2 separate regions of the Homo sapiens genome follow, and region 1 is linked to region 2. A link is an interaction called in ENCODE POLR2A ChIA-PET data of the cell type or tissue named here. Cell type or tissue: Panc1. All regions are shown on one strand.

What was found. Peaks named below come from ENCODE experiments on the same cell type or tissue, not always from the same donor. Only the 100,000 strongest peaks of a DNase experiment are listed, where the experiment ranks them.
Region 1: POLR2A ChIA-PET joins it to region 2 with 9 read pairs; 1 of 35 experiments calls an interaction of 5 or more read pairs at or near these places.

What each region holds. Positions count from the first base shown.
Region 1 is chr10:53,534,770-53,538,769 of GRCh38, reverse strand. No RefSeq gene overlaps it. Among named protein-coding and RNA genes, the nearest start is that of LINC02672, 510 kb to the right of the region's middle. In Panc1, no CTCF peak of the experiment used is centred here; a DNase peak (open chromatin) is centred at 2,254.
Region 2 is chr10:53,031,134-53,035,133 of GRCh38, reverse strand. No RefSeq gene overlaps it. Among named protein-coding and RNA genes, the nearest start is that of LINC02672, 3.0 kb to the right of the region's middle. In Panc1, no CTCF peak of the experiment used is centred here; no DNase peak of the experiment used is centred here; H3K27ac peaks cover 220 bases.

The DNA.
Region 1 (4,000 bases), 500 kb before region 2:
TTCAACATAGTATTCAATAAATTACATGAGCTAGTCAACTCTTTATTTTAAAATAGGCTGGTGTTAGATAATGTTGCCCAACTGTAGGCTAATGTGAAGTGTTCTGAGCATGTTTAACGTAGGCCGTGCTAGGCTATGATGTAGGTTAGATGTATTAAGTGCATTTTTGACTTAACAACATTTTCAACTCATTACGTGTTTATGAGGTTATAACCCCATTGTACTATGAGGGGCAATTGTGTGAACTATTCTAAAAATCAAAAAAAATTTTTAATTCTATATAAAATAGTTATCTCGACAATGTGTACATTCAACAATTTTCTGGTAATTTGATTGTGCATACATAAGTAGTCTCCTGAAAAGAATTAAATAATTTCAAAAGACTTGTATCTCTCAGTACTTCTTATGAAGAAGTAAAGACTGTTTTACAGTTCTTTATGTGTAAACACACCAGCATTTTTCCCCTTGAAATTCAACACAAATGATTTGGTGATAGTGTTTCTTGTTATTAAAAGAGATATCATTTGTAAACCTAAGTAGTTTGATATTAGTAACAAACTTATTGTGATACATTACAAATGATCTGGGTAGACAAAGATTTTAAAATCTGAAATGGAACCTCTGATCTGAATAGGCTCTTATTATTTTTTTCTGTCCTACGTTTTAGGTAAAGCTCAGGTGCCTAAATTTCATAATAACTTTTGTTAGGAAATGAAAGAATATTCTCTTCTTATTTTAAGCAACACAGTATTGGTTTTACTGACACTTCATTAATAAGACCTTTTTTGTGTGTGAGAGAAACTTCTATTGACTAAAGTGAATATGAGGGATGTAAAATCAAATTCAGAACAAAATGTATTTTTCTGCAACCCACATAATTAACAAAAGGTCATTTAGACACATTGTCTATAAACATTTTTTAATAACTCTCTTTTTATAAAAGCATAAATTTATGTTTTTAGATGTTTCAAGATAATAATAGCCAGGAAACTTCTGCTGGCCAAAGTCCATGAAGGTCTGTCTCTGCAATCATCCCAGTGTCCTGAGGGCAAAGTTTCTTTTGGCATCATCAGTTTCCTGCTTGGACAGGGGAGGGGCTGCTAATCTCTTTAAGCCAGAAAGAATTCACCAATAAACAATTATATCACAGATGATCCCTTTCAATATGTGTAAATATTTTAAATGTATTCAGCTGAAGATAATCTGAATTAGCATTTTATTGTAAATGAGCTATTTTAGCAAACATTTTATTGTTGCTGGAGTGCCTAGTATGTGCAAAGCACCAGGCTGAATTGCAGAACTAGTACTCACTAAAGCAAGCAGATATGGCCTTTAATATCAACATTTTACAATAAAATGAAATGCATAGACTGAAATGCACCAAATTCGGTTATATTGGGCAAATGTTTTGTACTATAATAAAAAGATATAGGCACAGTGTTGAGGGAAAAGCAGGTTTATTTTTGTTTGTTTGCCTAAAGCAGCCGGCACAACTTATGTGGAGAAGGTTACCTTTCAGGTAGGCTTGCAGAAATCAGCAGACTGTCTATAGACAGAGAAAATAAAGGTTCAAAGTTTTCGTTGGAACGAAACTGTGTGTGGAAAGTTGGAAAAGTGAAATTAAATAACATATTTGAGAAATAATCATAGGGCAGTGCAACGTGTAGATACAAGATATTCATTATAATATGAGGGACAAGAAAAGAAAAGTGGCAGGTTGGGTATGGTCAGATTGTGAAGGACTACGCCAGCCTGAATGATAAGCATTTTATTTCAGGAAGTTGTAGAGGAGTTTGAACAGGACAATGACATCGTCTAAATTGAGCTGTGTAAACTTATTTAATTATTGTGATGAGACTGCTCAGGCAAGATTTGCTAAAAGCAGAACTGGAAAGTAGGACATGAGGAGCAATTTTATTTGAAAATAAATATCAAAGTAATCTGTGGTACACAATGAATGAATTGGCCAAACTGTTTTCTCTGATATCAGAGTAACATCAAAGTTAAATGGCTGTCCTGCGCTAGCATAGTCTACGTTAACTAATAAGCACCTTTGTACCCTACTCTCTAAGCATGTACACACTGATGACAAAATTAGCCCCTCAACAGTGGTGGTAGAGAGTAGAGTTGGCATTATCATTTGATTTTGCTGCCTGGCTTCCGGCATGCCTTTTAGCACGAAGATACACAATATATGCTATGTTTAATCGTGAAGGTCATTCTCAATGTGATTAGAGTGGGTGACTAATCTTGACTCAGGACCAGTGATCAAGCACTTTGAGTATAACTTTGGTCAAATCTAACTGAAGGTACCTGCTTCTGTCACACTACGAATTGCTTCAGTCTGAGAAGCTCACAACAAATTCAATTTTATGGATGTCTAAAGTGCTTATAAGTTAAACAAACAAACATGAAGAGAATAAGAATTATTGGCCAACTACGGTGGCTCACAACTGTAATCTCAGCACTTTGGGAGGCCAAGGTAGGAGGACAGTTTGAGCCCAGGAGTTCTAGACGAGCCTAGGCAACATGGTGAGAATCTGTCTCTACAAAAAATAAAAAATAAATTAGCTGGGCATGGTGGGGCATGCCTGTAGTCCCAACTGCTTGGAAGGCTGAAGTGGGAGGATTGCTTCAGCCCAGGAGTTTGAGGTTGCATTGAGTAAGGATAACACACCAACACCCCAGCCTGGGCAACAGAGCAAGACCCTGTCTCAAAAAAAAAAAAGAAAGAAAAAAGAAAAAAAAAAAGAGAATAAAAATTATTGAAAGCAATTTTCAGGAAAAATAATTAATACTGTAACTTTTAGAAGTGAGGGTCAGTCTTATATAATACCAGAGAAAAATACTACCCTTCAAAATATTTTTAGAAGCTTGGGTGTTCACCTCATTTGAGTATTTAAAAACAGAGGAAATAATAACTAACATTCATTTACAACTAAGGATGGCTCAGGTACTATGTTAAATGCTGTGCCTGAATGATATTTTTTAACCCTTATAACTATTTTGTGAACTGGATATAAGTAATAGAAACATCTTGCAGTTTCAGAAATTGAAGTATATAGAGGCTTTATTGTTAAGATCACAAAGCTGATATAAAAGGAGACTCAACTGAAACAAAGCCTCCCTGATGATGAACCCTGGACTCTTGGCTGTTTTTTATGATGTATTTGCATATATTATAGTATCTTCTTTATCTTCTATCGCCTAGGCTGGAGTGCAGTGGAGCAATCTCAGCTCACTGCAACCTCCACCTCCCAGGTTCAAGCAATTCTCCTGCCTCAGCCTCCTGAGTAGCTGGGATTACAGGCGCCCACCACCACACCTGGCTAATTTTTGTATTTTTAGTAGAGAAGGGGTTTCACCATGTTGGCCGGGCTGGTCTCGAACTCCTGACCTCAGGTGATCCACCTGCCTTGGCCTCCCAAAGTGCTGAAATTACAGGCATGAGCCACTGTGCCTGGCCTATAGTATCTCCTTATGAAAACCTAAGTCACCAGATGCATTTCATTGCATTATTTTCCCGGAGTTCTTAGGCCCTTGTCAATCTCTATGACTGCTAACTCTTACCTCTCCATTTTCTTGGGACATCCCACCAGCAACGGGATTCTGGTGTCCTGGTGTTTTCTGAGACTTTCTGAGTCTTACTGACAAGCGGCTCATTTCATCATGGCTCTGCACCTAATGTTGCTATTGCTATTTTCTTCTTCAGGGCCTTTCTTTTTTTTTTTTTTTTTTAAGAAAACCATGGAGAAACTCACAAGATATCAATGATGCTAGGATGATGACGATGTGGTGATAAAAAAGTTAACACATATTAAGCATTTAATGCATACTAAGCTCTGGAGTAAACTGGTACTTGTCCACTTCAAAGCTGGATACAAAATATAAAAACACTCCTATATAAATGGTCATGTAGGAATTAGAAAGCTTTATTTTCTTCCTACTGAAAAGTATTCCACTCTGTGATTGCTTATGTAATTCCAACTACATTTTCATG
Region 2 (4,000 bases):
TTGTGATATTTTTGAAGAGTATAACTACTCTGCATTATAAGTAAGATGTCTCTTATTTCATCTTCTTTAGATATATAAATTACCTTGATTATTTGGACAAATCAAAGGATCAGAAGCAACAGAACATAATAGTTAAAAGCACAGACTATAGTCTCCCTCCCTGAGTTTGAATGCATGACCTTCGGAAAACTTTTTCACCTCCCTATGCCTCAGTGTCCCCATAGTAACTAGAAATAAAATTAATGTAGATTTCATAAGATTGCTGTAAGTTAATATTTGTAAGTTGCTTAGAATAGTTTCTGGTGACAGATAAGTGGTTGTCATATAAATAAACAAAATAAACTAGAAATTAGAGAGAAACTCCGATATCTAAAAATTAAGTTAGAGAGAAACTCCAATATCTAAAAATGTTCTAATGTAACTAATGACTAATATTCAAGAGATATTAGTAATTAGTTTATCATCACTTTGTAAGTTATGAATTTGGATATATTAATTATTATTTTTATACCTCATTTGCTTCATCTGTAAGAAAATTATAAAAACAGTGACCACTTCATTGGGTTATCACAATAAAGGAACTGAAGTTTAAAGGCTTTAACTAAGTGGTGCTTGGACAGATGAAAAGACATGGGAGAGGGGCACTGATTACATAATAAAGGAAGCATTACATGGTTATTTGAACGTATGAATTGCTCAGTAAATGGTGATGAGGCAGCTGAACAATAATGTAGGAAAACGAAATGGAATTCCACTATTACTTCTTATGTCAATATGAAACTATACATAAAAAGTGAAATACTTAAAATACTAGGAAAAAAATAGAAATGAATGAATTATATAATCTCACTAAATGCATAAAATTACAAAGAAAAAATGTATTTTACTCCAGTAACCTAATAAAACATATGTACCAGCTCAGAAGAATATCTTGTTGGCTTGTAAGCATGTCATACTATTCTCAGACTCTACAAATCACATCTTCTGCCTTTTCAGAATTTTTATTTAGCACGTTTTCAAATAAATTAACTTGTGAACAATGATAAGCAAGACCATAAGATGCATTAAATCAGGAGTTCAAGTCGTGTTATGTCAATTCTAGAAAACACATGAAATTAGACTAAAAGTTGTTGAGAATAATATTAATTTTTATTTGTGACACATTACCCAATGATACCAGGCTATACTTGTTTAAAATTACATAAAAATTTTACTATTCTTTAGAAAATGAAGAGAATTATTTACAATGAGTTGAATCAAACATTTATGCTATTTCCTACTTCTTGATCCATGTAATTTTATATATCTACTATTAGACCCAGACATAAAAATGGCCTTCTAGGTTTTCCTTGCCAAATAACAGGAAACTGCAAAGCTGCTACATAATCCCATTTGTTAGCATTTTTTATGATCCTCTCAGCCACTGCATTTCATTTCTTTTAGGATTTAATTTGCTGTGTCAATTTGGATGCTAATTTTATTTTCTAAATAGTTAATTCTGAGTTATTCCTCAATTAACTTGCTAAATTATTGAAATATGAATTATGCCATCAGGGAATGCTGCCTAAGTGAACCATCATGTTTTTGAAGCATTATACCATCTGTTCGTTCTGGCATAACAAATATAGCTTATTGAGTCATCAAACTTTCGGGTGCTATTAACTTAAAATATAAAATCAAGAATCTAGAGTTTTGTCTGTTATGACAAGAGATCCCATAATGAATGTTAAGAAATGGCAACATCATGCAAGGTTGCAGTGGTTTGGTTAAATATGCTAAGTTCTTCATAATCATCTACATACCTGGAGATACTTATATTACTTCCATCTTTCCATACCAATTAATTTTATTTCTATTATTTGAATTCGCTACACTACACTCATCCAAGATACTTTATTCTTATTATTTTCTCTGCCTGAAAAAAACTTACCTAGAATATTCTGTGTTCTTTTTATTCTTCAGGTCCTAGCTCATTTTTATATTAATATAAAACCTTTTCATTGTAGAGCAATTTTAGATTTACCAAAAACTTGCAAAGATAGTACAGAGTTCTCACATTCTCCATATCCACTTTTCCCTATCATTACATCTTCCATTACTGCAGTACATGTTATAGCTAATGAACCAATACTGACACATTATTATTAACTGAAATCCATACTTCATTCACATTTTGTTATTTTTTACCTAATTTTTTTTGTTGCTGTTTCAGAATCTCATCTCAGATACCACATTACATTTAGCCATTGTGTGTTCTTTGTCTTCTCTTGACTGTGAGGTTTTTCAGGCCTTTCCTGTTTTTGATTACATTGATAGCTATGAAGAATCATGGTCATGTATTTTATAAAACATTCTTCACGTGAGATTTGTCTGTTGATTTTTCTCATCATTACTTTAGGGTTATGGGTTTTTGAGAAGAAGATGACCGAGATAAATTACCAATTCCATCATATACAAATGGTTCATAATATTTACATGACATCACTGTTTACCTTGATCACCTGCTTGAGGTAGTTTGTCATGTTTCTCCACTGAATAGTTATTCTTTTTTATATCATTTCCTTACTGTACTCATTGGAAAGAGGTCACTACAAGCAGCCCACACTTAATACTAATGCAGCATAATGTCTACATAAGTTATTTGTAATTCTTCTGCACAAATTTGCCTCTTTGCTTCCATTTATTTATTTATTCAATTATTTATATCAGTATGGACTCATGGATATTCATTTTATACTTTTGTTTATAATCGAATAGTACAATTACATATTTTGTTGCTGAAACTGTTTCAGCTTTGGCCATTGATAGCTCTTTTAGTTGGCTCCTGTGTTCCTTTGACACACTCTCATTATTATGAGCTCATTTTTTATTTGAGCACTTTCTTCTTTCAAGGTCATCTTAAATAACTTTTCTTTCTCAGTCCTGGAATCAGCCACTTCTCTCCAGATTCCCTCCTTCCTCTTTTTAAGAATAATATTAAAAATCAAGATTTAGGCACTTGGTGTGGTCACTGATACTGGAATGTCATTGCCTCTGGGGTTCTCAACTGACAGAGCAAGGAAACATATGTATGACTACTAACCCATGTATGCATATGTATCAATAAACATGTCTATGTGAAACTATCTCTATTGAACTAAATATGAGTTTATTTGTGGGCCCCTAACTCTAAAAATTATATTATCACATGAATCATTCTAGCTTCTACTAAATGCTTACCTATAAACTAACATTCCAAGAATGAGAAACCTGGCTCTCACAGTTCACCATTTATGTATTTAATTGTTCAATCATAGCACATATAATTATACATATTAAATATGTGCTATAGTTGAATATATTTTATATATTATATGTATTATATATTACAATTATATATAATTGTATATATTATATATACATATATAATTATATGTATGTGTATATAATATGTAATTATATATGCATATATTATATGTTCAAATATATATTATATAATTGCAGTATATATGTGTTGTAATTGAATAATTATATATCTTACATATATGATTATAGCATATATATATATATATATATGCTACAACTGAACTATATATAATGGTTTCAGAATTGTGAATCTGTATCCCCATGGAACACAGTTTAATACTTACAGTGTTCATATGATTTCTTTAGCCTTTAATCTTACACATGATACTCATTTCCAGTTACTTAGATTGACACCATACCCCCAGCACCTTCTTCAGTGAGATTGTTTCATACATGTTGAACAGAAGGAGACTGTGTTGTCACTCCTGCATTCTGCACTGAAATATCCCAATCTCAGAAATTACTTTTTTTTTTTTTTTTTTGAGACAGAGTCTCAGTCTGTTACCCAGGCTGGAGTGCAATGGCACGATCTTGGCTCACTGCAACCTCTACCTCCTGGGTTCAAGTGACTCTCCTGCCTCAGCCTAACAAGTAGCTGGGATTACAGACGCCCAACACCACGCCAGGCTAATTTTTGTATTTTTATTAGAGACAG